Regions from separate parts of the Homo sapiens genome. Here region 2 is linked to region 1. The links are chromatin loops, found by intact Hi-C in ENCODE. Cell type or tissue: PC-3. All regions are shown on one strand. Each heading gives the region's core, and the rest is flanking DNA. Links, peaks and the distances in the headings are about the cores only.

Region 1 (4,395 bases), core at 271-4,270:
AAAAGACGAAAATTAGCCAGGTGTGGTGGCAGGTGCCTGTAATCCCAGCTATTCGGGAGGCTGAGGCAGGAGAATCACTTGAACCCAGGAGGCGGAGGTTGCGGTGAGCTGAGATTGCGCCACTGCACTCCAGCCTGGGCGACAAGAGCTAGACTCCGTCTTCAAAAAAGAAAGATGAGGAAACTAAGGTGCAGGGAGGTTTAGTAGCTAGCTTTGTGGTCTGCAGCAGGGCAGCCTCCAGCTGGAGCTGGAACAACACTTACTCATAGTTAAGTGTGTTTCCCCTTGGTTCATGGCAGACTTGATGACAAGCAACAGTTATCTTATGGCCTGAACGTCTCCTACAAATCAAGCAAAGAGGAATCACCTATATTTTAATCCTCTCCAACCACTGTTTCCTCTTCTGCAAGTTACAATTAAATTCTTAAGGCCAGGAATGTGGCTCACGCCTGTAATCCCAGGTGTGGGATCCTACTTTTGGGTGGCCAAGGTGGGCAGATTGCTTGAGCTCAAGGGTTTGAGACCAGCCTGGGCAACATAATGAGACCCCATCTCTATAAAAATACAAAAATTAGCTGGGCATGGTGGCACATGTCTGTAGTCCTAGCTACTCAGGAGGCTGAAGCAGGAGGATCACTTGAGTCCAGGAGGTCGAGGCTGTGGTGAGCCGTGAGTGTGCTGCTGCACTGTAGTTTGGGTGACAGAGTGAGACCCTGTCTCAAAAAACAAGACAAAACAAAAAAACTCAGGAAGGTATATGAGTGTTATGAGATCAGTGAGTTAAAAGCTACAAAGTGAGACAAAGTTTTAGCATATATTCTAGAAGTCTGTATTATATTAGTAAACTTAAAAATCAATTGTATATGAAGGCATTCTTTAAACTACTATTTATATTTTTTGTTACTTTGTGGCCCACTTTAAAGTCTACAATAGACTTTCTTTAATTGTTCCTTTACCATTTAGGCTTATTTTTTATTTATTTTTATTTTATTTTATTTTTTTGAGATGGAGTCTCACTCTGTAGCCCAGGCTGGAGTGCAGTGGCATGATCTCAGCTCACCGCGACTTCCATCTCCAGGTTCAAGTGATTCTCCTGCCTCAGTCTCCCAAGTAGCTGAGATTACAGGCATGTACCACCACACCGAGCTAATTTTTGTATTTTTAGTAGAGATGGGGTCTCGCCATGTTGGCAAGGCTGGTCTCAAACTCCTGACCTCAAGTGATCCATCCTCCTCGGCCTCCCAAAGTGCTGGGATTACAGGCATGAGCCATTGTGTCCGGCTTTAGACTTATTTTTTTTTGTTTTTGTTTTTTGTTTTTTTGTTTTTTTTTTGAGACGGTGTCTCGCTCTGTCACCTAGGCTGCAGTGCAGTGGCGCGATCTTGGCTCACTGCAATCTCCGCCTCCTGGGTTCAAGCAATTCTCTGCCTCAGCCTCCTGAGTAGCTGGGATTACAGGGGTCTGCCACCATACGCAGCTAATTTTTGTATCTTTAGTAGAGACGGGGTTTTACCATCTTGGCCAGGCTGGTCTTGAATTCCTGACCTCGTGATCCACCCTCATCGGCCTTCCAAAGTGCTGGGATTGATTACAGATGTGAAGGAGATGGATGCATTTATTTTGGAAAAAAGTGTGAATAATGTCTCTAATGGTCCACTTGGAACAATACATCACCTAATATCAGGAGGAGGTTTAGGGTAATCTTGTCAGTAACCTCAGGGCAAGTTGTATGGGGTTGCTTCCATTAAATTCCATGCCATCCTAATCAGTCCCCATGCGTTGTGTACTCTTGGCTTGTGCAGCTTTTTGCGAGGTTTGTGTGGTATGCAGGAGGTTCCAGAAGTACAAGGATGAGACCTGAGTAATATCATAGTGATTGATGGTGGCAGTGCCAATTTGCATCAGCTCTGACAAGCTGGTGTTGAAACTAGATGGCAGAATGCCAAAGATGCCAAGGTCAGCATACTTTGAAATAATGAAGTGAGTCATGTAACCCAGGATTGGCACATACTCACAGGACTACCTGACTCATCCCACCTCGAAAGGAACACATCTGTGAGCACCGGTTAGGGGCCTGTGGCCACTTCTCTGCTACATGTGCAAAAGGAAGCAAAAGCCACAAGGAGCCCTTTTCTTGTTGAGGAGACAGATATTAAGTGAAAGAAAAATTAAAATGAATAATCAAGCATGAAGTCAATGCAGAGAGAAACCATTGTGAGCCAGGGGGAGGTGAAAGGGTGGGAGAGAGACCCAGCCCAGATAGAGGGAACAGAGTAAAACCAAGCAGAGAAGCAAAACTGTTGTGAGCCAGACGTGAGAGTAGTTTAGAACATGGACCTGGGCACCAGACTGCCTGGGTTTGAACCCTGATGTGTGACTATGGGGAGGTTACTTATGCTTTACAAGCCTCAGATTTCGCAGCTGTAATGTGGAGACAGTGATATATGTCAACTTTTTCCGTTTACTCAACAAATTGTTATTTAATGTGCCAGGTGTTGATTTAGATGCTGGTGATACAGTGACAGATGGGTCCTTATTCTTGCAGAGCTTGCTTTCTGGTAGCAGAAGCAGACAATAAGCCAGAAAATAACAGAAAGTGGTAAGTGCCTCGCAGAGAATGAAAACAGAGAATTAAATGAGAATGCCTGGGGAATTCCTCTAGATACATGCCCAGGAAATCCTTCTGCAGAAGGGACACGGACCGAGGCCTGCATGATAAGAAGTGAGGAAGAGGGTGCCGTGCAAAGACTCTGGGGCCAGAAGTGGCTTGTCGTGTGTGAGGCCTGTCAGGAGACCTGTGTGGCTAGATGGAGGTGGGTGGGGTGGGGGGTATGAGTGTAGGAGATTAGGTGGAAGGGATAAATGGGGGCCAGATTGCCAACATATAATTTTTACACAGTGATGTCAAGATCTTTAGTTCTGATACGTTTCAACAAATACGTATCAAGACAGAACTTTTCCATCCCCCTAGAAAATTTCTGCCTGCTCCTTGCCATTCAAGTCTCTCTCCCTTGGAAGCAAGCACTGATCTGATTTGTGTCACTTTAAGTTAATTTAGCTATTTTTCATATAAATGTTACCACATAGTACATACTGTTCTTTCACTCAGTATATTTTTGAGATTAATCCGTGGTGTTGGATGCATTGGTAGTTAATTTCTATTTATTGCTGAGGAGTATTCTGCTGTATGGACGTACTAGTTTGTTTATCTGTTGACTTGTTATGGACATCTGGGCTGTTTCCAGTGAATTCAAATTAGATTTCCGGTTTGAAGTGACCCCTCTGGCTGCTCTGAGAAGAATAAAGTATATGAGAGAAACAGTAGATAAAGAGGGCCAGTTGGAAGTTATTATAGTCTAGGTATGAGTAGATGGTGTCTTGGGCTAGGGTAGCAGGAATGGAGGGGTGAGAATTAGTTTGGGCTATATTGTAAGGGTAGAGGCAACAGGACTTAATTTGTTACAAGGGAGGTGGTGATGAAAAGACAGAAATGAAGGATAATGTCCAGGTTTTTGGCCTGAGCAACTGAATGGATGGTAGTTCCATTTACCAAGATAGAGAATACCATAGGAGAAGCAGGTTTGGGTAAGAATAAAGAGTTCTTTGTTGGAGGTGATACATTAGATATGTCTGTTAATAGACAAATGCTATTTTGAGGATAAAATGAAATAATGTATTTAGTAACTTGGTATAGAATCTGGGACATTCTGAATGCCTCATAGATGTCAGTTACTGTTACAATTAAAACAATGCTAAATAATAATTATTGTTTTTAATAAAGAGGCTAACCAACTTGGAGGAAAAGAGAAATATGGTCAAAGAGAAACTGGGACATAGGGTCTGCTAGGTTAGGAAGAAATGAGTTGATAGAAGGTCTTGAATTTCAGGTAGAAAATTTTGGACTGAATCCATTTGATAATAGTGTCCTTGCCTTTTAAGAAGGAGGAGGCACAAGGTATTTTAGAATGCCACAGAGGAGTTCTAGGTTTTGATGTTGGCTTCTTGTTCTTTGCCAGCTGAGTGAACTCAGGCAAGCCACACCCCTTCTCTAAGCATTGAATTACTTGTCCTACAGGGTTGTTGGGAGGGGAACATAACATGATTTGGACTGCAATTGCCTTGGAAAGTAGTAAACACAAATGCTTGACGTTCTTAAGTGGCATTTTAGAGTACAGTGATGTGAGCTGGTATTAGGAGGAAGGTTGGGAGTGGGAATGTATTGGAAGAGGGGAGGAAGTATTTCTTCTAGTTGGCTGATAAGGGCCTGAACTGGGGCCCTGGCAATGAGAATGGAGAAGGTATAGATCTGACAGAGTTTGAAAGAAGAATCAGGTGGCCTGGATGAGGGCATTGAGTGCAGATTAACCTTAGGAGCTGGGAGAAGGACAGTGCCAA
Region 2 (4,395 bases), core at 327-4,326, 54 kb after region 1:
AGACTCTAAATCAGCACTGTCCAGTAGATATATAATATGAGCCAAAAATGCAAGCCAGATATATAATTAAAAATTTTCTAGTAGCTACGTATAAAATGAATAGATATAAGAAATTATTCTGAATTTTATGTGTATATATATATATATATGTATATATATATATATATATATATATATATATATATATTTTTTTTTTTTTTTTTTTTTTTTTTTTTTTTTTTGAGACGGAGTCTTGCTGTGTCTCCCAGGCTGGGGTGCAGTGGTGCAATCTTGGCTCACTGCAACCTCCACCTCCTGGGTTCAAGCCATTCCCGTCTCTGCCTCCCGAGTAGCTGGGATTACAGGCATGCGCCACCACAGCTGGCTCATTTTTGTATTTTTAGTAGAGACGGCGTTTCACCATGTTGGCCAGGCTGATCTCGAACTCCTGACCTTAAGTAATCTGCCCTCCTCGGCCTCCCAAAGTGCTGGGATTATAGGCATGAGCCACCAGACCTGGCCAATAATATATATATTTTTTACCCAATATATAAAAAATGCCATTTCAGCTGGGAGCGGTGGCCCACGCCAGTAATCCTAGCACTTTGGGAGGCCAAGGCGGATGGATCACTTGACGTCAGGAGTTCAAGACCAGCCTGGCCAACATGGTGAAACCCTGTCTCTATTAAAAATACAAAAATTAGCCAGGCATGGTGGCGGGCACCTGTAATCCCAGCTACTTGGGAGGCTGGGGCAGGAGAGTTGCTTGAATGGGGAGGTGGAAGTTGCAGTGAGTCGAGATCATGCCATTGCCCTCCAGCCTGGGGCACAGAGCAATACTATGTCTCAAAAAAAAAAAAAAAACCACAAAAACAAAAAACCCACAAAAATATAATTTCACCATGTAACCATTGTGAAAAATTATTAAGGATGTATACTTACTTTCTTAGTACTGAGTCCTTCAAACCTCCAAATCCAGTGTTTATTTTGCTTTTTCCTTTTTTTTTTTTTTTTTTTTGAGTTGGAGTCTTGCTGTGTTTCCCAGGCTGGAGTGCAGTGGTATGATCTGAGCTCACTGCAACCTTCGCCTCCCAGGTTCAAACGATTCTCCTGCCTCAGGCTGCCAAGTAGCTGGGACTACAGGCGCCTGCCACCATGCCTGGCTAATGTTTATATTTTTTAGTAGAGATGGGGTTTCATCATGTTCCCCAGGCTGGTCTTGAATTCTTGACCTCCGGTAATCCACCTGCCTCAACTTCCCAAAGTCCTGGGATTACAGGTGTGAGCCACTGCACCCGGCCAAATCCAGTGTGTATTTTTCACACATCTTAATTCAGTAGCTAAATTTTAAACAATTAAAACTAAATGGAGTCCTACTAGAACAATCAAGTTGTGTTTAATGGGAAAACATTTTACACTGTTTCCATTTAAAAGTAAAATTGAAATTGATTAAATAAAATTAAAAGTTAAACTCAGTCATACTAGCCACATTTCAAGTGCTCAATAGTTACCAATGGCTGGTGGCTACTGTATTGGATAGCAGAGACATAGAATCATCCCCATCATCAGTGAAAGCTTTATTGGACAATAAATCTTTAAACCTTTCATTGCAGAAGATTGGACATATTTTGTTATTTTTAAAATTTAGGATCTGCATAACAACATTTTAGTCAGCAATGGACCACATATAATGACAGTAGTCCTTTAAGATTATGCCAAAATTTTGCTGTACCTTTCCATGTTTAGGTATATTTAGATATACAAATACTTACCATTATGTTACAGTCGTTTGTAGTATTCAGTACAGTAATATGCTGTAGAGGTTTGCAGCCTAAGAGCAATAGACTAGACCATAGAGCAGGGGTCCCCCACCCCTGGGCCATGGTCCACCATAGGTCCGTGGCTCATTAGGAACCGGGCTGCACAGCAGGAAGTGAGTGGTGGGCGAGTGAGCATTACAGCCTGAGCTCCACCTCCTGTCAGATCAGTGGTGGCATTAGATTCTCATAGGAGCCTGAACTCTATTGTGAACTGTGCATGTGAGGGATCTAAGCTGTACATTCTTTCTGAGAGTCTAATGCTTGATGATCTGAGGTGGAACAGTTTCATCTGGAAACCATCCCTTCTACCCCCAGCCATGGAAAAATTGTCTCTCATGAAAGCAATCCCTGGTGCCAAAAAAGTTGGGGACCTCTGCCATAGAGCCTAGGTGCCAAGTGTGTAGTAGGTTCTACCATCTAGGTTTGTGTAGGTACACTCTCCAGTGTTTGCACAATGATAAAATCACCTGACTCATTTCTCAGAATGTATTCCCGTTGTTAAGCAAGACATGAAAGACATGACCATATTAATTCTTACAGATAGTCTTGTGATTGCCTAAGTCTCACGAAATTGAACTTCTGATTATGAAGATCTGTGACTGTTTAACTCTATGGTTTCATTACTAGTTATTTGATCTGACTTCCCCTCAGCCCCAGATAGATAGATAGATAGATAGATAGATAGATAGATAGATAGCATGTCAGTGTCTCATTCTGTCACTCTGTCACCCAGGCTGCATTGCAGTGGCACAATCATAGCTCACAGCAGCCTAGAACTCCTAGGTTCAAGTGATCCTACCTCCTCAGCCTCCCAAGTAGCTAGGAATATAGGTATGTGCCAATACATCTGGCTGATTTTTAAACTTTTTGTAGAGATGGGCGTCTTACTATGTTGCCCAGGCTGGTCTTGAACTCCTGGGCTCAAGCGATCTTCCTGCTTGGGCCTTCCAAAGCACTGGGATGACTGGTGTAAGCCACCATGCCATGCCTAGCCAGCCCATTCTTTTAACTTAATTAAGTGGCCACAGACTAACATCTAGCAAACAATTGGCTTTGAAAGCAATGAATTTCTATATGAAGCACCTTATGAATTACAAAATAAATGCACTTTATAATTTTTTTCTGCTACCAAGATCACTGTTTCAGACAAAAGACAACATTAACACTTAAGATACCCATTTCAGTATTGTAAACATAAACAACATTTGGGTGTAAATTATTAAAGGAAAAAAGTTGAGAGAAGACATAGAAATAGTAGCAGAAATTTTAGGTTAATTTTTAATGTAGGCAGATGAACTAACACTAATGAAAGCTTTTTCTCCAAAGGTGAACCACTGCCACAGCCACCACCATTTCCACCACTAGCACACATACAGGCAAAATATTTTATAATGCAGAATAAGATTTAAAAAAAAAAGTCAGGAGCATGAATAAATTAATATTATTCCTCTCTTCATTAAAGGGCTCAAAGTTCATTGGGAGCTTTTTGTAGCAGCTTGGGCGCATTAGAAAGCTGTCTCCCATTTGAAAGGAGAACAGGAAAGCACATAGGGAGGAGAGGTTTGATTTTTGGAAGGCAGTCCTTTCCTAGAAGAGGATGATTTGGGTCTGCTCTGAAGGAATAAGAATCTGTGGAATAATGCTTTTTGACCTTTTCCTCGTTTGGTGCCACCCTCCATGGCTACCACTGTTATATTTATGTTTTTGGGTCCTGGGAAATTCACATCTTCACTTCTGGGAGATAAAAAAAAAATAGGGTTGTCTCAGTTTGGTAGCTCATGCCTGTAATCACAGCACTTTGGGAAGCCGAGGTGGGTGGATCTCTTTAGTCCAGGAGTTCGAGACAATCCTGGGCAACATAGTGAAACCCCGTCTTTACAAAAAATAAGAAAAAATTAGCCACATGTGGTGGTGCATGCCTGTGGTCCCAGTTGTTTGGCAGGCTGAGGTAGGAGGGTCACTTGAGCCCAGGAGGTAGAGGTTGCAGTGAGCCGAGATTGTACCACTGCACTCCAGCCTTGGTGACACAGTGAGACCCTGTCTCAAAAAAAAAAAAAAAAAAAGAAAGAAAAAGAAAGAAAAAGAGGTTTATTTTTGAATAGACTTTTACTCTCCACTGTATGTTGGCCGAATGCACTTTCTAAATTAGATGACCTGTATTGTCAGTGTACCCTAGAACTGTGGTCACATCTCAAGAAAAGTCCTGGCTTCCCTCTGGTCTGGGTCCTCCTCCAGCGTCGTGCAGTGATGCTGAGGTGCATTTTTGACTTTGAGTCTGAGTCGTTGAAAAATGTACCTAGGCGACAAATGGTAGAAGCTTAATACTTCCTACATTTTTGACTGAGTTTTAAACAGTCCTGAAGATCATTATCTTCCCACCAAACCTCCGATAAGTGCTGTGTAGGCATTTTAAATAAATCTTACATTTTACTCAAAGGACTAGGTGGTTAATTCTGATTCTTTCACAAAAGGGTCTTCCTCAGCTTCTCCTTTAATTTTTTCTTTTATCTAAACTACCATTAATGTGCCAGTAACTCCAGTTATACTATGCATTTTATATACAGTATTTCATTTAATGCTCACAAGAACCCAATGA

What was found. Peaks named below come from ENCODE experiments on the same cell type or tissue, not always from the same donor. Only the 100,000 strongest peaks of a DNase experiment are listed, where the experiment ranks them.
Region 2: it touches region 1 in a loop (2.4-fold over the local background); 15 of 110 quality-filtered maps call a loop at or near these places.

Annotation. Positions count from the first base shown.
Region 1 is chr3:20,052,815-20,057,209 of GRCh38, forward strand. The region is part of intron 1 of KAT2B (lysine acetyltransferase 2B); the gene reads left to right. Among named protein-coding and RNA genes, the nearest start is that of KAT2B, 15 kb to the left of the region's middle. RefSeq lists an enhancer at 2,144-2,383. In PC-3, for the core only: no CTCF peak of the experiment used is centred there; DNase peaks (open chromatin) are centred at 1,947 and 4,047; H3K4me3 peaks cover 477 bases; H3K27ac peaks cover 1,963 bases.
Region 2 is chr3:20,106,830-20,111,224 of GRCh38, forward strand. All of the region lies in intron 5 of KAT2B (lysine acetyltransferase 2B), which reads left to right. Among named protein-coding and RNA genes, the nearest start is that of MIR3135A, 29 kb to the right of the region's middle. In PC-3, for the core only: no CTCF peak of the experiment used is centred there; a DNase peak (open chromatin) is centred at 2,242; H3K27ac peaks cover 1,123 bases.